Linked DNA regions of Mus musculus: regions 2, 3, 4, 5 and 6 are each linked to region 1. The links are chromatin loops, found by intact Hi-C in ENCODE. Cell type or tissue: heart. All regions are shown on one strand.

Region 1 (5,000 bases):
CCCCTTTTCAATGTAAAAACGATTAAAATAAAAAACCCCAGATGGGGTGATTTGCATCTGCAATCCCAGCACTCCTACGGTGGAGACTCGAGAGAAGACTCAAGACGGAGTCTAAACAACTGATACAGTGCTGCAGCTGACACTCAAAGATCTGCCACAAAACAAGACGGAATGAAAAGCTGTCTCCTGACCTCCTCAGGAACACTGAGGCAAGATGAGCCCACTTCACACGCAAAACACACACACAGTCACACACACACTTAAAAGTAGACACAATATGATCATGAAAAGGTAAAAACATAATATAATATGAACACAATTCTCAGCAATAAAAGGAAAAGTGTTGCTACATGTTATAAGAACAAACAGTTTAGACACTGAGGAAAAAAAGAGGCCAAAAAAAAAAAAAAAAAAAACCCAAACCCATATATGGTACTCAGATGGAATGTAAATGCTGAATTTAAGCACATTCTAGAAAATGGAAACTGCTCCAAGACACGGAGGAAGCAGATAGCCTGGGACGACACTACAAAGGAACCTCAGAGTTGTGTGTGCACTGACTGCTGTGATTTAGAGTGCTTCATTTACCCAATGAGAGACACAGGGCAGGAGGAGGGAGGGAAGGAGGTGTGCACAACTCGGCTCCTAACCTTGGGAAGCAGCCAGGTGTGGCAGCGCACACCTTTAATTCCAAGCATGTCTGAGGACAAGGCCAATAATGGTTACATAGCAAGACCCTGTCTCAAAACAAACTGACACACAAGCAAACGTTAAACTTGCCTTTTCTTTATGAACTGTATTTCAAGGTGAAAATGAACCACCAACGAAAGCTCTAGTGTGCTTTTTGTTGCTGTAATAAAAACACTGGCCAGGCATGGTGGCGCACGCCTTTAATCCCAGCACTCGGGAGGCAGAGGCAGGTGGATTTCTGAGTTCGAGGCCAGCCTGGTCTACAAAGTGAGTTCCAGGACAGCCAGGGCTATAGAGAAACCCTGTCTCAAAAAAACAAAAAACAAAAAACAATAATAATAATAATAATAATAACAAAATAAAAATAAATAAAAACACTGACCACAAGCAACTTAGACAGGAAAGGACTTAATTCAGCTGATGTGTTTACAATCCATCACTCAGAAAAGCGAAAATGGGAACTCGGAGGCAGAGACCACAGAAATGCTGCTCACGGGTTTCTATAGCTCCATCACCCAGTGCAGGCTCACCTGCCCAGGAAGGTACACACCATAGCGCACTGGGCTGCCCTCCCACATAAATCAGCAATTAAGAAAATGCTCCAAAGACTTGTCCAAGGGTCAGTGTGGTGAAGGAAATTCCTCAACTTGAGAACTGAAGGTAACTGACAATAAGGGAAATTCTGTGTCTTCTTTGTGTGGCGCCTACACTTGAGCATACAGTGGAGGCCAGAGGACTTCCAGCATCCTACATTACTCCCTTGAGACAGCGTTTCTCACTTATACAACCAAGAGGCTAAGTTAGCAACCAGCCAGGCCCAACAATTTTTGTCTCTGTGCCCCACTGTGCTGGGGTTACAGTGCTCACACTTTTTATGTGGGTACTAGAGATTTGAAACTAGGTCCTCATTCTCAAACAGAAAGCTGTCTTTTACACTGGCCATGTCCTCAGCCCTAGAGCAATGATTTTTTAAATTAATTAATTTATGACTGGATTCCAGGTAAGAAGCAGAAAGACATAGCTTTTTTTTTTTTTTAAACCAGTACTTTGCAACTACTCATGTAATAACGGACCGAATCAATCATCAAGTGTAAAACGCTAACGGAAGAGAAAACTAGTTTGACCGAGTGTCATAGGGGCACTCTGGGAATTCCAACCCTAAGGACCTGAAATAAGAGGATCTCGAGTTCGAGGGCTGCCCAACTTACATAGCGATATCCTGAATCTGACTTTATTATTATTATTATTATTATTATTATTATTATTATTATTATTAATTTATTTTGGGAAAACTACAACTTGGAGATTAAATCTCTTCCTTCGGTAGCGATTTGCCTTCGCGGTTTAAGAACCCCCTACATGTCTTCCCCCTTGGCTCATCTAGTGCCTCGCTGCTTAAAGACTATGTGAGAGGTTTTGTGGGTGACAAGCCCCGCCTCGCAAGCAAAGCCGTACCTGGCCTGCTAAGCTGGGGTTACAGCCAAAGCATGGCCTAAGGAAGCCACGCTGCGGCCGGACAGGCACGAACACCGAGACCGCCCTCCCTCCCGCAAAATCAACCTTTCCTCTCTCCCCAACGGTTTTTTTTTTTTTTCCCCTCAATCTCCTTAGCCTCTTGACTCCATTCAAACACTTTCTGTGCTCCTCGTCTGAGTCGTGTTTCCTTTACCGGCATCAAAAACAAGAAGAACGAGAAGAAAAAGAGCTCAGAGGTTTTCCTTACCCGGCCTTGTCTGCAGACCCTGGTGGCCCCTTCCATTTCTCTTTCTCTTTGTCTTTCTTGGCTCCTGCTGCAGAGGTCGAATCATCCTCGAAAACGCTGAAAAGCTCATCCCCGAAAGCATCCGCCATCTTTCGGAACTCTGAGACCGAATCTCCCTCCTACCCAAGAGGCCCCGCGACCGTACCCTACAGTGACGCCGAATGGGGGGACTCGACGGTGGCCCGGAGGAGTCAAAAGTGAGCGAGCCTTGAGCCCCGCGTGACTTTTCTCCTTTCTAGTCTGGGTCCTGCCCCTTTTCTCTTCCAACCACTGCGAGTCCGGCAGTTCAATGACTAAAAACTTAGCGACCAGTGGCGCACGACAGCAGCCATGCCGCTCGCTCCCGGGAGCCGAGAGGCGGAGTCTGAGGACACGGGCCAATTGAGCCGGAGCCCCAGCCGCGGAGCCCGGATGGAGGAGGCTGGGTGGAGGCGTGGGAGCCGGCAAACGTGAAGAGCTCTCGGGCTTCTGCTGTGCCGCAGCGGGGATCTGGATCTGGAAGACTACTCTCCTGCAGCTGAAACATGGGCGGCAAAAATAAGAAACACAAGGCGCCGGGAGCTGCGGCGATGCGGGCCGCCGTGTCTGCTTCCAGAGCCAGAAGTGCAGAGGCCGGAGCTGTTGGGGAAGCCCAGAGCAAGAAGCCGGTGGCCAGGCCGGCGCCCGCCGTCCCCACCGGCGCCCGGGAGCCCCGAGTGAAGCAAGGTAAGCCCTGACCCAGTGCCCAGCCTTCTGCCCTCAGACCCTGCTTCTTGTCCAGCAAAGACTCACAACGTGAGCTGATGAGATCCAAACTTAGACATCTTCCACACCTGAGCAGTGGGTGGGGTGGCCTTGTAGATCGGTCTAAGGGCCTTTGGCCATTAAAGTTACAAAAGTAACTCTGTTACAGCGTGGCTTCGCCTTTCTAACTCACTCTTTTTTTTTTTTCTTTCTCCTTCTAAGAACGGAGTCATGGCATCTGCTGTTGTTCAGCAGGAATCCACTCTGAGCTGTCAGAACAGCCGCTCCGCTAGTTAAGAGAGTTGTTAAGGGAAGTGCTTCTGGCTTGATGCAGCTCCATGTTCTGTCAGATCTTAATGTCTTCTTCAGCATCTATCTACATAAATATCCTTGTATGTTCCAGAAAAGTCAGTGTTTCCTAAGAATAACCACACTTTACACATTGGACACTGGATTGACTTACAGTAAAATTCTATGCTTGTCAAATCCTTGCATTTTTTTGCTTACCCTGCAGATTGATTTGATAACTTGAAGGTGATTAGTTACGGCCACTCTTTCAGCTAGTTTCAAAAACATCAAAATTATATGTTGTTTTGTTCTGTTTGATCTGTTTGCTTGCAGTAATTTTTTTCTATAACAAAAAACTTGCAAGCATATGTGCTTATTGATACATAAATACCAAGCATCTGACTGGTGATAATAAGACCGAAAAAAATGGAAACCTTCGCTCCAGAGCAGCTTAGGAATCTAATTTACTAATCACACAGACAGTCGTGCTTTATAGTTGTTAAGCTTCAGAGAGAGAGAGAGCATGCCCATGAGTGTTTAGCAGGGTGTTTTGTTTCGGTTTTTTTCCCCCCAATGGTGAGGAGTCATGAAAAGTGATAGTTGAGCTGAAATTAGAAGCTGTCTAGAAGTTAATCCTGTAAAGCATGGTAGGAATAACATTCCCAAGATCTTGAGTTAAGAAAGAGCTTGGAGGGGGCTGGAGAGATGGCTCAGTGGTTAAGAGCGCTGACTGCTCTTCCAGAGGTCCTGAGTTCAATTCCCAGCAACCACATGGTGGCTCACAACCATCTGTAATGAGACCTGATGCCATCTTCTGTGGTGTATCTGAAGACAGCTACAGTGACAGCTACAGCGTACTCATATTAAAAAAAAAAAAAAAAAAAAGCTTGGAGCATTGTGTGTGTGTGTGTGTGTGTGTGTGTGTGTGTGTATGTGTGGTGGGGGATTTATGAGAAAATAAGCTAGTGGCATGGCGCACTTACTCCTAGAAAGTAATCCTCTATAAATGCAAATTATTAGACTTGTAGTTTCAGATATGACACATTTCTCCCTGAGAATTCTACAGCTGTCTCGCTGCAGACTAAGATCTTTTTCTTTTACTACTGACTTCTCACTGAAGTCTTTCAAGTTCCTGACAGTCATTTGTTGTAGTGTTTGTCTTCACTTTCCCTTTCCTTTCCCTTTCCTAAGATGTTAACTTTGAGATCTTAAATTCTTTGGTAAAGTTAAGGGGAAAGAATTAAATTAAAGTCAGAGATTTACTATTTAGCAACCTTTTAAGAAAAATTAAGATGGTACAATGAATACTAATCATTAAATTTCCCATTTGTTGTCTATTATATACAGGTCCAAAAATTTATAGTTTTAATTCTGCAAATGATTCCGGTGGCTCTGCAAATCTGGACAAATCTATTTTGAAAGTGAGTAAGCAAAGTTTTTGCTGCGTTTCAGGAAATATTCTCATTCAAGCAAAACACAGAAGCTGTCAGCGGTTAAGAGCAGTTGCTGCTCTCACAGAGGACCCCGGGTGTCTTTT
Region 2 (5,000 bases), 110 kb after region 1:
GATTCTAAAAGTTGTCTTTAAAATTACTTCCTTGTTCTGACAAAATGGGTAAATGCACACACACACACACACACACACAAACAGATAAAAATAATCTCATGTTTTTAATACATTGCTTGTTTTGGTTGACATTCTCCAACTGGCCATTAAACAATATACCTGACTCATGCAAAGATGGTTCACTTTGAGTCTTAATGCTTGCAGAAGGGATTTCCTGGGGCTTGGAATGAGTAAGCATTTGATCACACTGCAAGAAAAGTAGCATTCTTGTGGGGTAAGAAAGATATTCTAATACAAGCATTCTGACAAATCTCATGTGGGGTTACCAGCACACATTTTCAACCGTTGTCATTGGAACACTGGGAGCTGGGTTGCTACGAAGCCGGTATTTCTTGAATTTTCAGACGTACTAGAGTGGGCTTAAGTTATTGAGCAGTTTGAATCTCCTAGCCCCAGCATGCACAAAACAACTTATTAGAGTTAAAATGCAATCTGCTGTCACTTTGGGATGGGGACCTGGGAGCAGAGAACCTGGCTGCTGGACCTCCTAGGTTGCTCAGACAGTTTAGTCTCCTGCCATATGGCCCAGCTTGCCTTGGCAGCTCAGATGGGCAGGCAAGGCTGAGCAGCCCATCTGGCTCCCTGTCTGTCAGTCGTCTCCAGGTCCCTCCAGACCCTCGAGCAATTTCATGATCGATCCAGTCCTAGGCCTGGTCAGCTGTCTCACTGGCTTTCCTTGGCTCTTTCCCTCTCTCACAAACTTCCTGCTTATGAAGTAGCTCCCAAGATCCAGCAAGAGAACTTGGCCAGTTCCCCAATTCCCCAAGTGGACAGTGCGGATAATTTATTAATTGGAAATGTCAACGCATTTCTCGGCAGCCTAGACACCCCCCCCCCCTTTTTTGAGTTTGAGTTTGAAGACAGAGGAGTTAACATGCTCATTGAGAGACATGTTTACGTTCAGGAATTTTCACAAGCGATTATCACTAAGCAGTAAACAGAAGGGTGAGAATTACTGCACGCGTCCAAATTTGATAATCAGGGTGGGGTTGAAGAAAAGGAGAGGGGAACGGAAAAAAAGGATTAGAGTCAGTTAGGACGAAACGTTTTTGCTTTTGAAAACAACAGTGAACTCCAAAAACCCCGCTTCTCTACCCGCCGACTCCGCACCTCCTGCGGGCTCGGGCAGGAGGCTCAGGCCCGCCACTGCTCGCGGCAAAGCTTGGCGCTGCGGCGCGCGCCGCTCGGGAGGCCCAGTGCGGGGGCGCGGGTAGGAGGGCGGGACCCGAGCGAGCACCCCGACACCCCAGACTTGACGTCATCGAGGCGCTGGCCTGTGGCGGGACCGACGGAAGGAGGTTCCCGCTTTGATTGCCGCCCCGCGGGCTTTTTAAAGGTTACCCTGGGGAATACGCTCCAGGAGCTGTGGGAGGAGCGAGGGTCTCGGGGGTAGGAGGGCAGGTTTGATGGGTTTAGGGGGACGAGGCTAGCGGTTTGGGAAGTCGTGGTCCTGCTTAGCCCCTGAGGGGGAGAGGCAAGGCGTCCAGGAACAGCGCACTCACTCGGAGATGGAGTGGAAACTGCAACGCACCGCCCGGAGGAAGATCCGGACGGAAGAAGAGATGTTGTGGGTGCGTACCATCCTTTTCTTTCTTGACCCAACCCTCCCATGGGGCTTCTTGCAGAAGGTACGGTTTGTAATACCCAGTAAGGACCAAAAGATGCCATGAAATTCTACAGCCTAGTTTAAATTTTGAACGGTGTGAAATTTAAGTTCTGGAGATACCTGGTTGCTTTAGAAAGAATGAGTGAATCAGCAAACCCAGGATTCAAAACAATTCCCCACTCTCCGTGACGATTTTCCTAGAGTTTTCTCCCTTCTTATGTTAATCTATTTCCAAAGGAGAACATCATGCGGGTGCTCGCCAACGGCATGAAGCAGCAGCGAAATCAAGGTTCCCCCAAGGTGAGTTTTCTGGGCTTGCCCTTCTGTCTTCATTCTGATCTCGAGCAAATTAATTCTTGCTATAGAAGGCATTTGCAGGAATTATGGGAGAATTAATACAAATTAAAAACCTTTACAGAATCTGAAGACTTAAGAAATGGATTCTCACAACTGATGTAGCTACTTATACCTGCTTAGCGGGCGCTTCCCAGTGTCCGGCTCCACAGAGGATGAAGTGTGGGTGTGTCAGGCAGGCAGTGCATTGCTAGCTGGCTGTTAGAACTTTATCCCAACAGTTGCTAGCTGCACTACCCTCTGCTGCACTCAGAAGCATGCAAAGACGTGGAAATAGTGCCATCTGGTGGATAAGGAGGTGTCTTCAAGACAGCTACTAAAAGCTGGATCCAATATAGTATTTCTGCCCCTTAAAGCTCTAACCCAAAGCTTGCAGTTCTTTTTAAAAGAGTGTTCTTTTGAAACTCATTTTTATTACCTTGTGTTTATTTACCTGCACTTATATCTGTGCATCACGTGTGTGCGTGGTGTCCGCGGAGCTCAGAAGAGGGCTTCTGATCGCCTGGAACTGGAGTTTCAGGCTTTTGGGGGCCGCCCTGTTGGTGTTGAGAATCTAATCTGTGTTCTCTGGAGGAGCAGCCAGTGCTCTTTTCAGCCGCTGAGCCATCTCTCCAGCTCCTGTACTTTCTTTAATGGATGAAAAAGTTAAATCCTCATCTGACTCACATCTCTAGCACCACTTACTTCTCTTTACACCAAATAGCCCACATGCTTTTAAATTTAGATTATTAGCTAAAATCTCACCATTTGAATATTTTTCTAGATAACATACATTTTTCTATATTCAATCAGTGACGCTTGAAATCAAATATATAGCTGGCCTTTTAAAATGCAGTGACTAATGTCACCTATAGAGAAATAACATTTAAAAGCCTTTACATTGTGTCTTTAGTTATGTTTCCTGCCCAAATTATTTTATCTTCTAGATACTTTACTGCCTAATTCAATTGAACTTTTGTTAATTCATTTTTACTTTGCTAACATCTTTAACTTAACATTAAATTTGGAAAACCCAAGTATAAGAATACAGAGTTCTTAGTCAAGCACTTAATGCCAGCACTTGGGAGGCAGAGGCAGGTGGATCTCCCGGCTCCAGGCCAGCCTGGTCTACACAGCAGTTCCACATCAGCCAGGGCTACAAAAAAAAAAAAAAAAAAAAAAAAAAACACAAAAACAACCTGTCTAGAAAAAAATTAGCCAATCAACCCCCCACCCCCAAGGGGGAAAAACAAACAAAACATCAAAAACCACATTTAAAGTTCTTAAAAGTTTTTTTTTTTAAAACATGGGTATAGCTTGGTAATATAAATTTTGTTTCTTATAGTTTAGGAGACATTAAACAAGGTTTCTCTATAAATCCTCTTCAGTTACTAAGATTAGAGTTCTGGGGTTGGCAAGAAGGTTCAGTAAAGGCACTTACTGCCATGCTATCCCAGGAATTCACATGGTGGAAGGAGAAAACTGGCTCCCTCAGAGTTCCCTTGCTCTCCGTATCCACGCCACCACACTCCAGCAGCTCTGCAGCAGTGTCTTTCTGTTAGAAACTTAGCCTCAGCCACTCCACAGACTGTGAAAATCCGAACTTGCCAGACTCGGGTAGGCAGTGTTGTTAGCTGGCTGCGTTGGGTCAGGCCAGCAGCCACAGCTACCCTGCCACTTCCTTCTGGCTGGGTTCTTCTTGTTAATGAGGTGCGCTGTCTTGCCTGTGTGTGATGGCTTGGCAGTGTATTGTTAGCTGGTTGAGTATGTGAGCGGCACCAGCTAACATGCGACTGCTCTCCTATTGCACACACAATCACCACCAGCATGCATTTACAGCTCATGTATGTGCTTTGCCATGAAGAGGGGTACTATTATGATAACAGCTATTAGTGGCTTGGGGTGACACAAGGACATATTTATAGCAGTGAAAGTACTAACCATTGTTACTTTAAAAACTCAAGTAATATTTTCTGAGTCCTAGCTTGACATTATCAAAGCATTTATAAAGTTATGTGTTTGTTGTTTTAACACAAGATTTAGAATAAAATGGAAAGCCTTGTGTATTTGCCCAAGTTTCCAACTAAATCAGTTTCATGATAGAGTAGAGCAGGTCTCTCCAACTTTATGTATACACCAAGTGGAGGGAGAATTTGTGTTAACTTTCAAAATGACCCACACGTTAAAACATCTTCACTAGAAGTATCTAGACAATTTGGGATATCTTGGGGATGTGGTAGGGATGGGCTTATTTATTTGGGGAGACAACTCAGTTCTTCCATTTTGTATAAAATATTGCAAATATTTTTTACAATAATTGGAAGGACATGAGATCTAGTTTATAAAGAAAGAAGAAGAGCTGGCCATAAATATTATTTAAAATACTTCCTCATTCTTTGGAAGGCCGTTTGATTCACGGAACAGAGTCAGAGGTCATATGGTGACCTCAGGTGGACATCTGCAGGAAATCACCAGAACTCACTGTGGTGTACTGGTGACTACTAGAGACATAGAAGAGAAAAGAAAAAGACTGCACTCTTTAAGTTATTGGGCCAAAATCTCCTGATGAAATAAATTTGCATTAACTATTTAAATGTAAATATATTTCTTAGACATAGGTTAAACAGATGCTATTATCTGATTCCTGTGTATTTTACTATTTTCAAATCTCATCCTTGGTGTTGCTGCTGTTGACCAGTATTATTTTATGATGGTCTTTGTGTTTAAGACAGCTAAGTAAATAGTATTTTCATTTTTTTTTTAGAATTTTTATTTATTCCCTGAGAATTTCACACATGTATACAATGAATTTTGATTCTATTCAACCCAAACTTCCCACTCCCTCTGGACCCTTTCCCAATACCTCCCTTCTACCTCTATGGCTTCTTTTAAAAAATAACACCCTGAGTCCAATTAAAGCTGTCCACATTCCCACGAGCGGGGGGCCATCTATCTGATCCACTACAGCTCCTGCCCGTGAAGAAAAATGACCTCCGTTTCC
Region 3 (5,000 bases), 270 kb before region 1:
TTCTGAGGCAAGGTCTCTCACTGATCAGCTGGCTAGCCTGGCCAGCCAGTGAGCCCTGGGGCTTCACCTGTGTCTGTATCTCCAGCATTGGTATCACCAGCACATGCCATCATGAGTCTGGGCTTTTTCTTATGATGTGGTTTTGGGGGATTAAATCCAAGTCTCTGTGCTTTGTGGGGAAGCACTTTTCCAACTGAGCTATCTCCACAGCTTCAGGAAATATATTAACTGACTAGATACTAAACAATGTTAAGCGAATATTCATGTTTTAGGTATGCTGATATGGAGGTTATGACTTCTTAAAAACAGTCTCTGTATTTTAGATATACCAAGATGTGGTTATAGAGGACATGAGACTTGGTTCTTTATTATTTGTTTTTTTTTTTTTATGAGTAATGGAAACATAGAGGTTCCCCATACTTTCTACATCTGTATATAGCTAAACTTTCCACAAAAACAGATGAAAAAACTAGGCCCGGTGATTCAGGTTCTACTACTACTGCTACTACTACTGCTGCTGCTGCTGCTGCTACTACTAGCATTTAGGTGGCAAAAGGGTCATAAGTTCAAGGCCATCCTGGGTCACAGGGCAAGTTCTGGGTCAATGTGGGATACAGAGACTGTAATTAAAAATATAAAAATAAATAAAAATAAAAACCAAACAGTCATGAAAAACTGTACTCTCCTCCCTGGCTTTTCCTGGCTGTTCTCGTCTACTGCTCCGAGCAAATCATTCTGAATCTTCCCTTTAGAGGCCTCCTTCTCTGCTTGACCATTACATGTTCCTGGGTATTGTGTGTAGGGCATTTTCTTTATTGCTGATTGATGTAGGTGGGCCCAGCCCATTGTGGGTGGTACCATCCCTGGGCTGGTGGTACTGGGTTATGTAAGAAAACAGGCTACACAAGTCATGGGGAGCAGCCCAGTCAGCAGTACATGATGGCCTCTACACCAGCTCCTGCCTCCAGGTTCCTGCCCTGTTTGAGTTCCTGTTCTGACTTCCTTTGCTGATGAAAACTGATATAGCCAAATAAACCCTTTCCTCTCCGACTTGCTTTTTTTTTTTTCAGCAATGGAAACTCAAGCTAAGTGTGTCTTAGAATTTGTTCTCAATTGTTGATCTATCTGTATCTTGAGAAATTTTTAAATCTTATTCTATAGTACATGAATGTATTATTAAGGATTTCTTAGTGGGAAACCTGGCACAGTACTAGTCTGTTTATTTCTTGCTTGAACTGAGACCTTGTGCCTGTAGCTATGACTATGTGTTCAAATATTTGGACAAGCACTGCCCTGTGAGCCAAGAAACCATGAAACCAAGGTTTTGCCCATAAAACCAAGGTAAAACCTTGTAGGAAACCTTCAAGAACACTAGGCAGTTACAATTTCTTGAGAAGGTCTCTTCTCCCTCTGGTGCCAGTGACCTTCGTCAAGAATGTAGACTGCCATCTTTAAGGTCACCACTACCTGAAAGTGGGAGTTGGCCAGAGCTGCCTTATCAAATTCAGCAATTTTGTTACTGTGGTTTTAAGTATCTCTCCAGCAGTTGTAAGGTGCTTATTTATTTTGCTCTTTCCAATCTTGACTAAAACTGTTTTCTCAGACTGGAATTCAGGAAAAAAAGAAAAAAGAAAGGAAAAAGAAAATTTTCCTATTACAGAGACTTACAAAAATCATGTATCATTCATTTTCAAATGCAGATGCAGATGTACAGCCAGATGCAGTTGTAAGCCTTTTGGAACAAGAACACTGTCAACAAAATAACTTGTATCTCCCTAAAAGGCACCATTCACTACTACTTGCAATTTTAAGCCCTCAGTATCAGAGCGGATATTTAGAAGAGTTTGAGAGCAGAGTTTGGAAGACCTTGGTTTGAATTCCAGATATTTTGCCACTTGAAAGTCTGTCTAGCCTTGCCATGTCACAACTTTTCTAAGACTGTTTCATTATCGGTAAAAATAGGTAAAACATGAAGTTTCCAAAGACTTTACAAAATGATAAATGTAAAATTCTTGGAATTCATTACTATTTGATAAGTTTAGGTCTTGGGGTCTTGATCACATTACAGCACATTGCTTTTGAATGTTAGCTTTCTTTATAGAGCCCTGGTTTTAAGACATGCCATATCAGTCTTAGGGATCTTACCATGAGATGACTTCATTACCAACATACATTGACTTTAGGTGGGGTGGGGAGGGGAGGGACAGGGGGAGGGCCAGGGGGAGAGAGAGACCCAGACCTGGCACTGGTGACACTCGCCTTTAATATCAGCACTCAGGAGGCAGAGGCAGAAGCAGGCAGATCTTTTGAGTTTGAAGCTAGCCTGGTCTACAGAGTGAGTTCCAGGACAGACAGGGACACACAGAGAAACTGTCTCGAATAACAAAACAAAAAACAAACCAAAACAAACACAAAACAAACAAGAAGACCACAGGAGAAAAATCAATGCTCATTAACAACTCCCCCATTCCACCCCAATCCAGCTTCCCTCGGGATCCAAGGGCGTGACCTAAGAACATAACACGAGCCAGGAAAGCCTGAGAAAAACGTCACCAGGGACGTCAGGCACATCATCTTGTTCTCACGTGGCCTGTGATGCTGTAAAGCACCTAAAGAGATCTCTTCTTTTTCTCTCTTCCTAGGTAGTTCGGGAGGAGAAGACAACCCAGCCGGTCAGATGTTCGAGCACCTGCTCAGCGACCCCGCCTCCGGAGCTGGAGGGCGGGGTTCTTTGATAGGCTGGCCGGCTGCTGCAGAGCCCTCTGGGAGTTGTAGTTTCAGATGGCGGCGCTTTCACAGAAGCGGTGGACTGTGTTTTCCTAGGACTCCATCCCCCGCCATCCCCCGCGGCCTAAGCCGTTGCCTCTTCCTGTTTAGAGGACTATTCTCTCTAAGCCGCTGCCAACTGAGAGGTCTGTGAAAGGGTCTTCGCCTCCTGCTCTGGTTTTCCGACGTAGAGGGATTGGCCTGCTGAGGTAGACACGTTCTCGCTCCTGGCAAACTCACCCTGGGACAGTCCAAGAGGGAGCCCAGGCGAGGAAGGAAGGGCTGAGTTTGCAGCCATCGGGCTGTCAGCACGGAGGGGTCTTTGGGATGCCGGGAGAGCCAAGCCCCGGGCTAGGGACACTGCTCCAGAGTGGCGCAGGTCCCTCGAATGGGTCAAGTACGGGGAGTCCGCGGGAGCTGAGAAAGTCTGGGTCTGCTGGGAAAAGGCAGGAAGGGTTACAGCAGATGAACACCCGAAGCCGGGGTGAGAGGACTGTTGGGATTATTGCAGGGATAGAGAAAGATCTAGAGAGGAGAATTGGGAGCGGAAGCCCCTGCTGTGCCTACCACACTGGTGTTTGACTCTGACTCACTTGTGCTGGGACAGGTGCTGGAAGATGCAACCCAGGGCTGGGCAATGAAGTCGCTCTACCACCAAGCTACTTCCCCAGCCCATGAGTGACTGACTGCTCTAATTGTGGGTGGCAATGCTGTGTTGGCTGTCTTGAAATACTGGAGTTGTGAGGCAGCTAGTCAAACGTTTTCTCCTCGGTTTACAAATCAGGATGTCTTAAAAATTGAAGACATCTGCTTATCCATCAGTCAGTTATTAGCCAACTTGCCCAAAACCTAATTGTAAGGATCCCCTGGCAGTGCCTCATTTATTGTTGAGGTCACTCTCTGTTTTCCTATTCCATGCCTTCAAATATAACAAAGAAGTGGCATGTGGAGTACCAGACAAAAGTTTTTGTTTGTTCGCTATTTATTTGGGGTTTTGTTATTTGTTTTCAACAGAACTTTTCAGTAGATCAAAAGAAACTTGTAAATTAAAGAGAAACCTGTATGCCTTGTAAACAACTACAATCAGATAGACATGGGGCAAGCCTGTAAGCCCAGGACTTAGGTGAGCCAGGGGAACGGATGGTCTCCAGTTTAAATAGTGAGACTTAAAATCTGAAACCCAGGGCTAGAAAAATGGCTGGTCTCTAAAGTGCTGACCTTGCAAGCATGAAGACCCAGCGTGTATATGGGTCATTGCACCTTTGTAAAAAAAAAAAAAAAAAAAAACAGGTGTTATGGTGCACATAGTGATGTCCAACACTAGTGATATAGGAAAAAGGAAAAAAATTATAAGAGGTTAAAAATTTTTAGCAGGCCTGTGTTTTTATAATACATTTAAACTTTAGTGCTTTGCTAGTAGTTTTTGGTTTGTTTATTTGTTTGTTTGTTTTAATCTAAAACTCAACTTCAGAAAATCTAGTGTTGCTCATCTAGGAAAAGGAGAAGTTCTTTGTTGTCATAGTATTGCTTTGGTGCTTTCTAGACTACGTTGTGTCCATCACTGCCAGATTTTAACATTCTTTGAAGCATTAGTTAAGCAGAGTAGAAAAATGCGCCTCCCCCTCCTCCGCCCTGTAACATCAGAATTGTAGAATTATGGCTATTAGCTATTAACACACCGGTAAAGTCTTCATAAAGAAGGAATATATGTGTGTTAGTAGACCCTAGTGGACTTATAGAGAAAAGAGATACACGTGTAATAACTGCATCTACCAGGCTGCTGTTTTTGAATGACACAATTCCCTTTTTTTTAATACTACAGAGGTAGATAAACTCTTACCAAAATATCGCCTGCTGATGTCTGTTTTCCTTTTAAAAAGTGTTATTAGAATACAACCATGTATACTCATTTCCATACTATCTGTCATACTAAAAGGCAGAGCTGAATAATTCCAGATGCCCAGTGGCTTAAACAATTTCTTTCTGCCCCATTATAGAAAAAGTCTCTCTATGCCTAATAAACAATATAACGTATCTTAAATTTTATCATATATGTAAATGTATTAGATAATAACTAATATCAGCCTTTGAGAAAGAACATAAACTCCTTGGATGTTTATGTCCATAGAAATATTTATCTTACCACAACCTAGTGTGTTCTGCAAATTGATGCTAGCATCTTAGCATAGGTACTATAGATTCAGTTATGGATAATTATAGGGAGGGTGTTAGAA
Region 4 (5,000 bases), 130 kb before region 1:
TTGAATGAAACACTTTAGAAGTAGATATTTCTTCTAATTTCGAGTGGTTGCTATCTATAATAGCTTCAGTTGACTTATTCCATCATCCAATATGTCTCTGGAGTCTAGACTTTAGGATTACAGACAGTTATGCTTGGATGAAAGGTTCTTGGTACCAGTTCTTTATAGGTGATGCATGCACGGTATATTGTGTTTTATGTCACCTAACACAACCAATGTCTTGTCTGAAATTCAGTGAGGCTAGGTTTGACCACCTGAGTTCATGTGATGACAGCCTGGTCTCTTTTATAAAAGTAACCTTTCTCTCTTGTCAATGATAAACTATGGATGGGCAAATGGTAGAACATGGCCCTCTAAATTCCTATCACCCTGTTTCCTAACAGGGTTAACATCTGCTCATTCATAGTCTGCTCATTTATCAGTTCCCACCTGTCCTGGCTAGGTTTTTGTTCTTGTTTTGTTTTGTTTTTTTGTTTGTATTTTTTTTCCGAGACAGGGTTTAGCCCTGGCTGTCCTGGAACTCACTTTGTAGACCAGGCTGGCCTCGAACTCAGAAATCCTCCTGCCTCTGCCTCTCCAGTTCTGGGATTAAAGGCATGCGCCACCACGCCAGGCCAGAGTTCATTTGTTGTTGTTGTTGTTTTCAATTTGACACAAGCTACAGTAATCTGGGAGGAGGGAATCTAGATTAAGGAACTGCCTTCATCAGACTGACCTATAGAGTCTGTAGGGCATTTTCCTGATTCATGATTGATTTGGGAGGGTCCTACTCACTGTGGGTGGTGCTGGTCCTGGGTGGTATTAGAAAGCTGGGGAGCAGGCCATGGGGAGCAGGCCAGTAAACAGTTTCTCCACTGTCTCAGCCTTGATTCCTACCTCGAGATTCCTGCCTTTAATTCCTGCCCTGACTTCCCCTCATGAGAGATTACAACTATAAACTTAAATAAACCCCTTCGCCCCCCAAGTTGCTTCTGTTCATGGTCTTTATACAGCAACAGAAACCAAACTAGGATGGTAGCTATCTGAAAGGAGATTTCCCATCAGCGGAACTAAAAAACTTCCATGTATGGGCAGTTGTCCCGGAATTCCTGATTCTCTCGCTTCCGGTCTTCAGTGTTAGAACTACAGGTGGATACCACCGTGTCCAACATCTTCATCTCAAAGCTGTTTAGGGAAGCCATCTTGCCTAGACTATACCTGGCACATAGTATGTGCTTGATAAAAGTTTAAAAAAAATAGTCATCTAAATGTATTATGACCTGTAGCCTCCCCCAGCCTCGAAGCAGGCTGATCCAGACTTTGACCTTGCTGCCACTACGGAGATTACCTAGGGTGGAGCCTTTCGACCTAGATGGCTCTATTGTTCTGTCAATTGCCACTGGTCTCCTCCAAGACACTGCTACCTGCTGAGAGGGCCCTGAGATATTCAGGAGGAACATCCTATCCTGCATGTCGCCTACAGGCTGGCTCCAGACACCAAGAATGGACTGGGCGGGGGATGGGCCTTCCCCTTATAAGCACACTCTCTTAGTAAACTGGCGAGACTTGAACAGGGAATCGTTTTGGCTTCATTATTTCTCTCGCCGTCTAAGTCTTTTTCAGCCCCAGCCTGCCTTCCAGGTGTACCCGGTTCAAGTAGGCCGCGGGGCTGGCATACAACAATGACCATGCTACCTAGGACTCTTGTAACTCTGGAGGTAAGGAAAACAACGAAATAATAATAATAATAATAATAATAATAATAATAATAATAATAAATAATAATGCCACATCTTTTTGCGTGTAAATTGTTGAGAGCTTTTAGAAACAATTAAAATAAGTTGAAATTTAAAAATCCATATATCTTTAAAATAAGAATATACTTTTACAAATACACATTTTTATGGCTTATAGTTGCACTTGGAAACACATCTGACTCCCCTTGGGAAGTAGCATCTTTCCACTCACTGGTCTTTTGGGATGCTTGGCAGGAAATACCTGAGAAAACAGAAGGCACATTCTGTGATTTGTATTTTACATCTTCCTATAAGAAGAAAAACCCCAGGGGTGCTGGCTCATGCCTGTAACGCCTTGGGAGGTAGATGCAGGAGTTAAGACCATTTTCGGCTACACAGCCGAATGTGAGGCCTGCCTGGGCTAAAGGAGTCTCTGTCAAAAAAAAAAAAAAAAAAAAAGTCTTGAGCAAGGAGGAAACCATGTATTGTTAAGATTGGTAGTGGTGGTTTAACTCTTTATAAAGCAATTGTCACATTATCTTCTCTGAGTCTCACCACTTCCTCTTAATTAGAATAGACAGCGGGGATCATTGAGATCCTCTTTTTACACATTTGGAAACTGAGATTACTAAATGTGTTCTGGAGGCCTCCTGGGAATGGGTACGGGGACTGCCACTATTGAATCATTGATATTTCTTAAGACATAGTTAACTCTATTGTTTGTGTGAGCATGGCTGAAGCTGCGCTACTGATCAAAAATAAGGCCCCTCCGTGCTAAAGCCAGAGCTCTACCATTGAACAAGTCTCCAAACTCCTCCCAAGTGAAGTCCCAACGAAGTCTATTGCAGTAGGAGACATGACTTGCAGTTAGCGGAAACTGAGCTGGAGATTCGAAGTCAGTGAACAGAACATGACTAAGAAGACATTAATGGCAGGGGTATTCTTGCTAAGGGTAGACTGCGGATTTACGTACACCAAAGGCGGGAGGGTTCAGATATTAAGTATTAGAATATCAAGAATGACCAGAGGGCAAGAAGGATTCTTGCTAGAATGAAGCTCAGCTACGACCAACAGGAAGGCCAAGGTGCAGGCCCCTCACAGAAAGGGGCTTAGAGGTAACTCATTTAAACAGTTTGGAGGGAGAGCCCATGGGAGGAGAAGGATGGCGGGCAGCAGGAGCTATGGAATGGTGTATCGGGGTCTGGCTCTCCTTTAAAGGAAGCATCGCCTAGCACTAAAGGGCTGAATGGACTAAAGAGAGGACTCCCAATCCCTGCAATTGGCCCCGCCCCGTTAACCAGCTTCCAGATTCGGGGCGGGCTCCGCAAGTCGGCGGGGCGGGGCCGATGGCGCTGATTGGCTGTCTGCGCTGGCCTGGGTTTCGTCCCCGCGCGCTGCAGCCGGCGAGACCGCGCACTGGCCGGAGCGGCGCGCCTGGGGCGGGAGGAGCGGTGTTCCTCCAGTCCTCATCCTTAGAGCTCGCCCGGCCTGTTGGAGAGGGCACAGGGCAGCGGAGGGCGATTGGCCGCGACGAGCCAGCACTGAGAGAGCAGGCGCCTGAGGCGACAGATCGGCGGCCACTGGCCCAGTACCGGGTCCGTGAAGGGAAAAGTCCGGGACACGATTGCCCTCGGTGGCAGGGCGGCCCAATCCAAACTGCCCTGGTCCCTGCTCCCGTCAGTCTAAGAGGCTCGCAGTCGCTTGGGGCGGCCGCCATCCCGAGGGCGGGGCTCTGGGAATTGGGTATCTGGACCGCCGCGGTCTGTTCCTCCCGCCACTCGCACCAGGTGGTGACACCATCCAGCCGGTGACCATGTTCGACAAGACGCGGCTGCCGTACGTGGCCCTCGATGTGATTTGCGTGTTGCTGGGTACGTAGGCGCCGCGGCCCGGGGGTCTTCCAGGCGGAGCCGCGCACCGGTGTGGGGTGGGTGTGCCCGGCGTGCGCGCGCGCGCGTGCGCCGGTGGCTGCGGAGAGAGTTGTGGGGAGCCGTTTGCGCAGCTCGGGGGGCCGGGGCTGGGTGGGGGTGGGGGTGATCCCCGCTTCTGCATCCAACACTCTGGCTCCAGCGTGGGCTCTCCCTGCCTGTCTGCCGGTGCGCTGAGTCTAGCCCTGCTTGGCCTCTGTTCTCGCCTGTGCTGTTACCCTCTGTTTCCCGGCCCACTCTAACAGGCAGGGTGGGCTCCTCCCTCTGCACCGTGCAGAGAATCCTGGTCTCTGGCTCATCAGGTTCTGCAGCGAAGCTGGAGGTTCGGTACACTCGGACTTTTCCCTCCCTGGGAACAGGCAGGCAGGCAGGCAGGCAGGCTTCAGTGCCCAGCTTATCATAACTTGGTGAGAAGCACTTGAAAGTTTTCTTCGTCTATAAAAGGTTTAGAACGTTCCTAATTAGAAGGCGTCGTCAGGTTGTAAATTGTCAGGTTGCAGGAGCGATGGAGATGGCCAGGTTTCTGCCTGATGAGGTCTGAAGAAGCTTGCTTTTCCCCATCCCATCCCGTAGAAGTCCTGCTATTGGCTTATAGCGCAGCCCTTGCCTTGGTGTGCCTGTCTCCTGTGACAGCCTGGCACGGAGCGCCTTTAGCTTCTTTAATTTCTTTAGCTACAGCAAAGTTAAGGTTATTTCCCTGGTGGAAGACTTCAATTCTGGGGTCTTTCGTCTCCAGATGTTTTTTTTTGTTTTGTTTTGTTTCTCCTTCAGGAGAAACAAAAACAAAACTTCCCAAACCTCCAAAACTAGAGTCATCTTGTCAAGGGATAGGCATGGAAGGGGTAGCTTTCACTTTTTTTCTTTTTCTTTTTTCTTCTTTTTTTTCCTGTATCGTGTCTGTCACTTGTAGACCATTGGGTCAGGCAATTTACCTAGTTGTAAGCTGTTGGAAGTTTGGGTGGTGGGACTCTGGTTTAAGTAACTGACATAGTCCTGGCGAGTTTTCAAGGCGACTGAACTAGTGGCTTTTGCATCCTAGATACAAATCAGCATAATGGTTCCTCAGAGATAGGAAATTTCCCCAGGCTTTAACTTAATCTCGCTGTTCTAGACTATTCCTCTCTCTTGCTTCCAGCCTGACCATTTAGGTGCCTATAATCTTATAAAATTGTTAAAATTTTAGTACCTGTTTTTTTTAAATGCATTTTCTCTCTCTCTCTCTCTCTCTCTCTCTCTCTCTCTCTCTCTCTCTCTCCTTCCTTCCTTCCTTCCTTCCTTCCTTTCTTTCTTTCTTTCTTTCTTTCTTTCTTTCTTTCTTTCTTTCTTTCTTTCTTTCTTTCTTTCTTTTTTGAGACAG
Region 5 (5,000 bases), 250 kb before region 1:
ACATGTACAGTACTGGACTTGGAATTTTTGCTGTGTTTTCACTGGAAGAACTCTTGACCGTATGTGTTACTTCTCATTTGTCTCTTATGGAACTATACAAGTTGATCATAGAAACAAAGTGCATTGGTTAAGACATTATTAACACCTCACACTTAAAAACCCTGGCTCTTCTGGATCAGCTTTTGATTTAGTCATCAGACCAGTTGTGTGTCCCTCCTACGTGGACAATTGTCCTTTGGCCGGAAAGAGAGTGGGTGGCTTTGATGACACAGCCTTCCTTGGTTTCTTCAGCAGCACTGAGGCCGCGCGCAGGTTCCCGTCCTTGCACTGTCCCGGTCTCACCAGATGGCGTCATGAGAGGCCTTCTCACTTCCGGTTCCCATGCCTTCCTTCAGTGGTTTGACAGAGATGGCCTGGCAGTCGGATGTCAGCACACCACCAGAAGTAGCGAGCACACTGCCACCTGGCCAACAGTAATTCAGACATCCGGTGTTAGAGATTGTGAGGTGTCCTCGTTTAGAAATGTTTAAGTGCATATATTAGAAAAGTATCTTATCAGTAAGCTATGACAGAAGTCATTGTCTACTGCCGGCAGGAAGAATACAATTGTGATGTAGGGGGGATTAAATCCAGGGGAGAGGCTCTGTCAGTGAAGTATTTGTCACACAAACTTGAGCCCCCATATAAAATCCAGGAGCTATGGTGTGTACCTGTAACCACCACACTAGGGAGGCAGGGACAGATGGCTTCTGGAGAGCATTGGCTAGCGAGGCCAGCCAAATTGATGAGCTCCAGGCTGGTAAGAGACTGTCTCAATAAATAGCAAATAAATAAACAAACCATCTCAAATATGCCACTAAATGAGAGAGAGAGAGAGAGAGAGAGGTAGTTCAATTAGATACCTGATGATGACGTCTGGCCTTTTTATACTTGTGCTCACATATTCTTATGTACACCAGAAAAAAGAATTTAACCCACAAATTTTGTGTGATCCTCCACTCAGATCCCAGCGGCAACTCTGAGGTTTCTGGGTAGCAGAATCTCACTGCCTTACAGCGTCAACCGGTGCCTGCGTGGGGTCATATACGTTGCTAAGATTGAGTGACTAAAATATGTTTTCTTCCAGGGCTGAAAAACTACATTATAGTGTGTTCATACAATGAAATATTTTTCATCTAATAAAAAGGAGGTGGGCTTATGACATACCAAAATGAAACAACTCTTCGAGTTATTTTGTTAAAAGAAAAAAGTGAGTTGCAGAGCAGTATGTATAGTCTGCCACCATTCATGTAAAGTTGCTCGCTGTATTGTAGACAATACAGTATGTGCAGATGGAGTCGGGAAGGCTTGGGTGGCTGAGAGGAGCTGCACAGCTGAGGTAAGGGAGCCTGGTGCATAGAGTTAGTAGGTCCTCAGTACCCAGTCAGTGACTACCCTCGTTGCTATCAGCAGAATGTTAGTCTAGATAAGAGCTGCAGCTATTTCCAGCCCAGGAGATAAGAAAGATTGCAGTGAGCTGATCCTGGCGGTATTGTTATCATTTCTTCCGATAGTTGATGTTTCAGTTTTTCTTGTAGCTAAAACTGGTAGTGTGAAATTTATCCCTGAAGAAAGTGTCGTTAACAGTGGCTATCAGAAGAAACAGAGAAATCGATAATTGTGATTCTCACTGGTATATTTCAGTATTAGTGAATGTAGTCCACTTACAAATGCTGACTGAATGCTTAGAGTTTTTCTTGAAGCTTCTAAGTTCTGTGATAAATAATTGGCCACTGTGACAATGAGTCATAGGTCATTAAAGTGCATTCCATTATGACAAGTCGGCAGTTCAGTTCCTTGAAATTTTAATCTAACAGGGTATATTAAATGGAAATACATTTTCTATAATGAAACTTCAAAAAGGAAGGAGTCCGCTATTTTCAATCCTGGCGTAACTGGTAAGAAAGGAGAGCAACCACTTGTAAGAACTTAGCAGTCCTTGTTGCTTCTGCTTGTGGGATAATCTCTGCTGGAGAAAGCAGAGACTATTAGATGAGAAAAAGTATGTGAGTACTTTAAGACATTGTTCCTGCTGAGGGATAGAGTCTCCAACTTTCCATGTAAATAAAATGTAGACAACTAGTATCAAGCTTCAGTTCTTTGAGTCACCATGCTCTGGTGCCCCCTTGTGTATATACATCTCTCTCTCTCTCTGTATGTATGTATGTATGTGTATATACACACACACACACACACACACACACATATATATATATATATATATATATATATATATATATATATATATATACATATATATATATATACACATATACATATATACATGCATATACATACATATACATACATACATACACACACACACACACACACACATATATATATTATAATTGGATGTTTCTTAGCAGTCTGCTCCCCTTCCAGCTCTGAGTTCATTTAGCTTTATCTCATGTTTGTAAAGTGAGGACTTTAGAGTGCTTATACTTGTCTATTGTATATTGCTATATACACCAGCCAGTCAGCGTTCACGATTGTGGTGTCAAGGGTCATCCTGCACTTGGGAAACTTTGGCTATAGGATGATGGGAGACAACATTTGATGTCTGAGTATTTCTTGGCCTACGGTTAGCTTGTGTTATTTTTCTACCTCCCACTAGGTGGCATTCGCGTCTTACATGTAAGACTTTTAGCTGGCACAGACTAAGGGGTTGCAGGCCAAGCATTTTGACAAGTGGAGTCTAAAGCAGGCGGAGGAAGGGCTGTGCCGTTGTAAGCTGCATGCCATCGGCATGTGGATCATTTAGGTGCATTATAAAAAAGTAAGGCCCCTGTTTCTTCAGCACGCCTCCCTCTGATGCTATTTTGTCACCTGTTTGGAGAGAGAATGAACAATAAAAAAGTAAATGGAAGAGCAGAAAGGTCTAGAAGTCTGCTGTGTTCTATTCGATACATTCTACTGGGAATGAGCAGGCTTTTCTCAGGCTTTTGGAGGCTACTAATGAGCTGGTACTCAGGGTAGCCTCATATTTTCCTACTGCTCTGTGACTATGCCCTGGGAAAGTTGACCACCCCAGCCAGCCAACAAAGTTATGAAATGGTTGATTTTTAATTTCTTTCCAGTTCTGGGTATTGAACCCATGGCCTTGTGTATTGCTACGCAAACCCTCTACTGTGGCTTGGCTCGGTTTTTAGCTTTCCCCTTCTCTGTGTGTCTTTGTTTCCCCTTTCCTTCTGCTGCTCCTTATAGGCCCAGGGTGACACCGTAAGGCAGGAGCTCACTCAGGCCCCAACCCCCTAAGCATGCTCTGTACACAGACTTTTCTCCTACAGCTTACTTACCAGCACTCGGCTGCTCTGCTCTTGTAGGACTCTGTTGCCCACTTGGTATCAAAATGGAGAATAATCTGATCTATCAGAGATATCATCTATTAAACTCACAGGGCTGTTTTCATTTCAACACCAAAACATCTCAAAATACCAAATCCTAACATTCAAGCTTTTGCTATTGAGGATGTTGTAGTGCTCTAACAAGCCACCATTAATTGGATATCTCAAATGCACAGCTTCCTCACACCCTTGGAGTGTGTAAGATACATTATGGCACCTTGCTGTTTAGGGTACCTACAGTCTGTGCATTTGTGAATCAGCCTCTCTATTTCTCCTCCCACAAATGCTGTCACTGTAGATCAGCCTGAGTTGACAGTGGGTATTTGCGGCCCTAGGAGAGAGGAAGACTCAAGCCGTTTCCCAAGGCAAAGTAAAATGTTTAATAGATGCTGGCGTATGGCAGCAACTGGAAGTGGTTACCCGGTGCTTGATGATTTTATAGTTTGGGATTATATAGGCAACAAAAATGAGAAGAATTCAGGCAGTGGGAGACAATGTTCTTAGCATGCACAAGGCCCTAAATTTGATCTTAAAACTTCCTAAAAAGAGGAAGGGGAGGGGGAGAAAAAGAGAAATTGATTTTCCCAGGAGGGCTAGTGTGCTAAGCTACCATGAATTACACGATGAAGAGCTTGCCACCAAGCAGTCATAACTAGATGGACAGGACCTCAATTGTTGCTGGTATCACTGCGCTGGGGCAAGCATACAAATTGTATTACTCCCTCCATCAAACCCATCTCTCCCCTCTCTCCTCTGCTCCTTTCCCTCCCCCTCCTTTTCCCTCCTTGGCCCAATTTTCTCCATACTTTCCCACCTTCTCCTCTTTCTTTTGTCCCTCAAAGAACTATATTTTTGCCAAATGCTTAAGGAAAGAAAATTCTTGGTCTTAGTGTTAGAGGCACCTTAAATTTGCATGTGACTTTGTTACTTCACTAGATGAAGTTTTTTTTCTAGTCTCATTGGAATCCTCTTATTCTCTCAAATGCTTGGTTTCTGTGCCTTTTCCCTTCTCTCCCTCTGCCCTAGACATCTTTTTAAACGTTTCCCCTTCGGTCGGTATCTGCTCAGCTCACCTGAGTTTAGCCCTTTAGCCCTGTCAGCTCCGGGGTGTTTGCGTGTCTGTTTTGTTTTCTTCCCACTCCTGGGAAGTTCGTTGTACTTTATTGTACTTTCTCCCTCTCTCACTGACATTAGTGAGAGAAGCCCGAAGACCAAGGGAGCTTTTGGAGGTAATTGATACTCCGCAGGGTCAAGTCAAAGTTATTTTGTTGAGCAGAAAAAGTATGAAGAGTTAATGAAGAGTTAAGGCAAAAAAAACAAAAACAGAAACAAAACCCTTATCTGTCTGGTCAGTGTTAGGTCAAGGGTGTAGTCAGAAGGAATTTGTGGGTGCAGTATAATATCACCACCACCAGAGCTTGGAGCCAGTAGTGGTAACAAGAGAGTCAAGATGGCTTTCAACAGGCTAAAGGCCGGATGCTAATAATGTACGTGAAATGGGTCTGGGGTCTTAGGAAGACAGCTTAAGTCTGTGAAGACCTCGCCTTACAAGCATGAGGTCCTGATTTTGATCCCCAGAAACCCCATGAGGAGGTTGGTGCAGTGACACATGCT
Region 6 (5,000 bases), 60 kb after region 1:
GATATACACAGAGAATAAAGTACTTGCCACATACCCTTTATGTAATTATTAGCTATAACTTTCCAGCTTCTGTCCTCCTCTTCTCTGCAAGGGCCATTCTTCGTTAGACAGGCCCTTATACACATCTGCAGATGTCCCAGGACTGCTGCCAGATCCTCCTACAGCCTGTTTTTACTTAGAATACTCTTGTCCAGCCCTCCTCTTCTGCCTCCCTCCCTCCCCCCTACCTTGGTTTTTACCATCAATTTTTCATTACTCTTTCCAGAACAGTGAGGCTGATCCTGCTGTGAAGTTGCAGGGCTCAGTTGAATTTGAATATCAGATAAAAGAATAGTCTGTTGGGGGTTGGAAGATGGCTCAGAGGTTAAGAGCACTGATTGCTCTTCCAGATGTGCTGAGTTCAAGTCCCAGCAACCACGTGGTGGCTCACAACCATCTGTCATGGGATCTGATGCCCTCTTCTGGTGTGTCTGAAGACAGCTACAGTGCACTCATATATATAAAATAAATAAATCTTTTTTTTTTTAATTTTATTTATTTATTATATGTAAGTACACTGTAGCTGTCTTCAGACACCAGAAGTGGGCACCAGATCTCGTTATGGATGGTTATGAGCCACCATGTGGTTGCTGGGATTTGAACTCAGGACCTTCGGAAGAGCAGTCAGTGCTCTTAACCGTTGAGCCATCTCTCAGCCCCAATAAATCTTTTTTTAAAAAATCTTTAAAAGATAGCTTGCTGTTCCATATAGTACAGTGTTTCAGGTAATTATCAGATAAACATTTTTCTCTTGTAGATATGTCTCATACAATTTCTGTGACATCCTTATGAGAAATGCATTTGTTGTTTATCTGACATTTGAATTTAAATTGATATCTTGGTCCCCTCCCCCATCACATTTCAGTCCTTTTTTGTTTGTTTGGTTTTGGTTTTTTTTTTTTTTTTTTTTTTGGCCTTTTCTGAGACAGGGTTTCTCTGTGTAGCCCTGGCTGTCCTGGAACTCACTCTGTAGACCAGGCTGGCCTTGAACTCAGAAATCCACCTGCCTCTGTCTCTGTCTCCCGAGTGCTGGGATTAAAGGCGTGCACCATCACGCCCGGCTCACATTTCAGTCCTTTAAGAATGGCACATGGCTCTTTGTTTATCCCACCTGAACACCAGCTCCTTGCAGGTTCCACACAGCAGGCGACACAGCAAGCACTCTGCCAAAGCTGAATAATAGGTCCTTCAAGCTGAGACTCAGGCAGTGTCTGTTGGGATTGACTCTAAGTACAGGCCTTGGGGGAAAAAAGTCTGTTCAGCATGGAGAGCCTTACCACACACAGATGGCCTGATCAGTCTTCAGTTTCCCCCAGCAGAACAACATTCTTGACCCCCCTGGATCAGGTTCAAGAGGACTCTACTATTTTGCATTTAAAAAGGACTTTCTCTTCAAGAGGGTCTCCCAACAACTGGAGTGGGAGCCGTCCCTGACTGTTGTCTGCTTGTGGCTGCCTTGTCTGGCCACAGCGGGAGAGCTTGTGCCCAGGCCTGCAGGGGCTTGGTGTGTCAGGATGGGTTAGTACTCAGAGGGAGAGGGCGGCCCCTTCTCAATGCAGGGAAGGAGGGGGAAGGGGCGATGTGAGGCGGTAACTGAGAGGAGGAGGAGCTGCGATAGGGATGTAAAGTGAATAAATAAAATAAATTAACGGGGGGGGGGGGAGTTTCAAGATTTCTCATCGATGTTACTTGACTCGCAAGGCAAGTAATATCCTTTTACAGACGACGAAATGGAGACCGAATAATGTCTTGCTGAACAAGATCATTAAATAGGTACACTCTGGATCCTACTGATGAGGTGCTTTGTGCTCTTTCCCGCTGGACCAAGAGGCAGAATCAGAGAGTTCCTAGATCCTTCCTCCTCACCCAGAAAACTCTTCTAGGAAGAGGTCTGCTATGTGGCCCCCTTGCTGTGGATTCGGTTGATCTCCCCGTAATGTTACCCATCAACAGCCTGAGAGGAGACAGAAAGCCAGGCACTTGCATGTAGAAAACTCCTCTCAGGTGATTCTCAGCAACCCCGCGTCACACAAGTGCTGCAATTTAAAGCGCCTTCAGAATCACAGAGAATAGAAACGGAGGCGAGAAGCTGAAATCCAGCCCTTTCCCCTCACCTGCTTCTCTGGCAAGTTTCTAGGGGGAGGATTTGCACGTGGACTCCAACAATTTCCAGCTGTCTTTGGAATCAGTGAGGACGGCCGCGTGTGCAGAACTCACAGCGCCTTAACGTCTCTTTTAGATCAGGACCGGAGTTTGGAGTACACGGGTTGAGAATGGAGAAGGTGTCACATTCTACCTTTCTCTCTTGTCCCCGCGCCTCCCCCTCCCCCAACTCTGCATTCCTTTGATTTCCCTCCATCCTACCCTGGGCACAAAGAATAACCTAGAAAGGTAGAGGGTTAAAAGCTAATGACCCAAAGCAGAACACACTGTGAGCAATTCCACAGAAATGCCACCTGTGACATTAAGGCCCTAAACGGCTGCAGCCTTGGCGTGTTTGGCTCGGGATGAAAAGTGCGGGGCAAAGTATCCAGAGGGCAGCGGGCTTGTGCGACGGTCATTTGAAGTAACTTCCTACGTTTTTGGATCACAAATACCTGTCTGACAGGACGGGCTCCCACATACTTAACAGACGTTAGCGACGCGCCAAAGTTCTCCTTCCCTGGGCCAGCGGAATGAAATAAAATAGTCGCAAATCAAGTCCTTTTATGGGTCACTGAAGAAAACCTAGCCTGATCTTGGTCCGGAGCTCAGAGGCGGACCCACCTGGATGAGGGTTGGCATAAAAGATGATCACACCAGGCCAGACAATCTAACCAAGGACCAGGTTCCCCGGAGCAGCCTTTCCCTTTTTCCGGGGGCGGCTGAACCGCTCAGACGGCCCATGGCTCCCCTAGGTGGCCAGTGATCTTTACGCTCTTCCACCGAGCTCAAGCAGCTGGCGCCAGGACCCGGGCTGCGGTTGCCACGGTGACGACAGACGCGCGGAGCCTGCAGCTGAAGGCGGGTGAGAGGCGGGAGTTGCAACGCCTCCTCCCCCTGCAACCAGCGCGGGGGCCACGCGTTGCTCGCACGCGAGGGGTGTGGCTCTGCCTCCGGGAAAGCGCGGCCCGTGGGCGGCTCGGGGCTCAGCCAGTGAGAGGCCGGGGGAGTGGTGGAGGGAAGGCACAGTCCGGGTACTTAGAGCTGCGCCGCCAGCGGGACCGGATCTTCCTCGCAGCTCTCGCGCCGACGCTCCGGGCGTCGTAGACGCTAGGAGCGCTACCCGATTGTAACATGGTTACCCCTTGCCCTGCCAGCCCGGGCAGCCCCGCCGCGGGAGCCGGGAGGCGAGACAGCCACCAGAACCTCCGCGCCCCAGTGAAGAAGAGCAGACGCCCGTGCCTCCGGAGAAAGAAGCCGCTGCGGCCGCTGAACGCGTGTTCGCTCCCGGGAGACTCGGGCGTCTGTGACCTTTTCGAGTCCCCCAGCTCCAGCTCGGACGGCGCCGACAGCCCCGCAGTGTCTGCGGCGCGGGACTGCAGCTCCCTACTCAACCCTGCCCAGCCCTTGACAGCGCTGGATCTCCAGACCTTCCGAGAATACGGCCAGAGCTGCTACGACTTCCGAAAGGCGCAGGAGAATCTTTTCCACCCGCGGGAGTCGCTGGCGCGCCAGCCACAAGTGAGGCGCTGGCAAGAGCCAGACCCGGGGCCGTCGCGCTTCTGTCTCTCCCAGGCTAGCTCGCTCTCTCCATGGCTGCTGGCTGCCCTTCGCACAGCCCTAGTCATTGCAGCCCATTATCTGCCATCAGTAGGAGCAATTGGGACCTTCAAGGATTGGCCCACTGACCTATTTAGATGGAGAAAGGTTGTGGGTGGAGAGGTGGATATCGGAAGTTATAGGGGGTGGGTAGAGGAGTTTTATTATAACGCAGTTCGACAGCTTCTACGTCAGATCCAGAACTCCTAAATTTGCTTGCACTTCTGTTTAAAAAAAAAACAAAAACTTTACCCCCCACCCCCCACCCCTTATAGTCCCTTTGACTTGCTGAGAGGGTTAGACTGGGTAGTGTGCCCTAATGCACTGTGCACAATACCAGGCGCGAGCCCAAACGTTCCCAGGCGTTCCGGAACGCCTGGTTTAAGGCAGGCCCGTACCTCCCCCCCTCCCCCCCACGTGCCTCCTATTTTTCAGTCATTTAGCGTTTTCCCCTTTGCCTCTCTGCCTCTCTGGATTGTTTTGTTCGGGCGCGCGCTTCAGCACACTCCCCCTCTCGCTCCCGGCCAGGTGACTGCCGAATCGCGCTGTAAACTGCTCAGCTGGCTCCTGCAAGTCCACCGCCAGTTCGGCCTCTCTTTCGAGTCGCTGTGTCTGACCGTGAATACTCTGGACCGTTTTCTCCTCACGACCCCTGTTGCTGCAGACTGCTTCCAGCTGCTCGGGGTCACCTGTCTGCTCATCGCTTGCAAGCAGGTACCACCAGGCGAAAGAGTGCGATGTGTTTGCAGCCAGCGCCCCCCTTCCCCAACTCGTGCATGGCTTAGGGCTGGGTTGCTTGGCTTATCTGGGCAGATGCTCGAAGATCTTTCCATGTCATAGCCTTAACTTCTCTTACCACTCACAGCAACAATCCTTTCAGACTACAAAGAGGTTAGGCTGTAGCTGGCCGCCCAACCAAAGCTTTGTGGTACTTGTCTCTGGAAAAGATGCTTTTAAAGTCAATCTCTCTCTCTCTCTCTCTCTCTCTCTCTCTCACACACACACACACACACACACATTTTAAAGTTGGGTTGTAGATAGAGAAGGTGCACTAGCAGCTGTGGGTGGGGGGAGAGGTTTCAGGAGCGGAATTGTGGAAGTGGAAGGAATATAGAGTTCGAGTCCCAGTTTTCTCCCGGGTTTTAGGCTGGATGGATTTGGGTCCCAGGTACCCACCAGTCCGGAACTGGAGCACACTCTGTGTTGCAGGTAGAGGTGCA

Evidence for each region. Hi-C counts contacts between places; a loop is a spot of excess contacts. Peaks named below come from ENCODE experiments on the same cell type or tissue, not always from the same donor. Only the 100,000 strongest peaks of a DNase experiment are listed, where the experiment ranks them.
Region 2: a loop joins it to region 1, with 7 times the contacts of the local background. A loop is called at or near these places in 19 of 42 quality-filtered maps.
Region 3: it touches region 1 in a loop (4-fold over the local background); 12 of 42 quality-filtered maps call a loop at or near these places.
Region 4: it touches region 1 in a loop (5-fold over the local background); 3 of 42 quality-filtered maps call a loop at or near these places.
Region 5: a loop joins it to region 1, with 3 times the contacts of the local background. A loop is called at or near these places in 12 of 42 quality-filtered maps.
Region 6: a loop joins it to region 1, with 2.3 times the contacts of the local background. A loop is called at or near these places in 9 of 42 quality-filtered maps.

What each region holds. Positions count from the first base shown.
Region 1 is chr13:112,924,817-112,929,816 of GRCm38, forward strand. Mtrex (Mtr4 exosome RNA helicase) reads right to left here and starts at 2,564. Exons shown (of 27, transcript NM_028151.2): 1 at 2,414-2,564. The coding sequence starts at 2,541. Dhx29 (DEAH (Asp-Glu-Ala-His) box polypeptide 29) reads left to right here and starts at 2,864. Exons shown (of 27, transcript NM_172594.3): 1 at 2,864-3,157; 2 at 4,811-4,884. The coding sequence starts at 2,977. In heart, no CTCF peak of the experiment used is centred here; a DNase peak (open chromatin) is centred at 2,715; H3K4me3 peaks cover 2,950 bases; H3K27ac peaks cover 1,468 bases.
Region 2 is chr13:113,033,811-113,038,810 of GRCm38, forward strand. Cdc20b (cell division cycle 20B) reads left to right here and starts at 1,569. Exons shown (of 12, transcript NM_001281487.1): 1 at 1,569-1,631; 2 at 1,904-1,966. The coding sequence starts at 1,569. It overlaps Mir449c (microRNA 449c), which reads left to right and starts at 2,173; the gene lies at 2,173-2,281. Mir449b (microRNA 449b) reads left to right here and starts at 3,609; the gene lies at 3,609-3,688. Mir449a (microRNA 449a) reads left to right here and starts at 3,724; the gene lies at 3,724-3,814. In heart, a CTCF peak has its summit at 2,304 (motif pointing left); DNase peaks (open chromatin) are centred at 1,301 and 2,241; H3K4me3 peaks cover 1,591 bases; H3K27ac peaks cover 334 bases; H3K27me3 peaks cover 2,509 bases.
Region 3 is chr13:112,657,898-112,662,897 of GRCm38, forward strand. Slc38a9 (solute carrier family 38, member 9) reads left to right here and starts at 2,869. Exons shown (of 15, transcript NM_178746.4): 1 at 2,869-2,975. In heart, no CTCF peak of the experiment used is centred here; a DNase peak (open chromatin) is centred at 2,854; H3K4me3 peaks cover 1,643 bases; H3K27ac peaks cover 1,382 bases.
Region 4 is chr13:112,797,681-112,802,680 of GRCm38, forward strand. It overlaps Plpp1 (phospholipid phosphatase 1), which reads left to right and starts at 3,097. Exons shown (of 6, transcript NM_008903.2): 1 at 3,097-3,586. The coding sequence starts at 3,529. It overlaps Gm41067 (a long non-coding RNA gene), which reads left to right. Exons shown (of 3, transcript XR_873969.2): 3 at 1,593-1,691. In heart, no CTCF peak of the experiment used is centred here; DNase peaks (open chromatin) are centred at 3,081 and 3,831; H3K4me3 peaks cover 2,237 bases; H3K27ac peaks cover 2,054 bases.
Region 5 is chr13:112,671,566-112,676,565 of GRCm38, forward strand. All of the region lies in intron 2 of Slc38a9 (solute carrier family 38, member 9), which reads left to right. Gm52034 (a long non-coding RNA gene) reads right to left here and starts at 1,802. Exons shown (of 2, transcript XR_003950560.1): 1 at 1,708-1,802; 2 at 1-463. In heart, CTCF peaks have their summits at 348 (motif pointing right) and 2,640 (motif pointing right); a DNase peak (open chromatin) is centred at 2,716.
Region 6 is chr13:112,984,583-112,989,582 of GRCm38, forward strand. It overlaps Ccno (cyclin O), which reads left to right and starts at 3,220. Exons shown (of 3, transcript NM_001081062.1): 1 at 3,220-3,702; 2 at 4,309-4,494; 3 at 4,990-5,000. The coding sequence starts at 3,316. In heart, no CTCF peak of the experiment used is centred here; a DNase peak (open chromatin) is centred at 3,119; H3K4me3 peaks cover 3,536 bases; H3K27ac peaks cover 752 bases; H3K27me3 peaks cover 4,139 bases.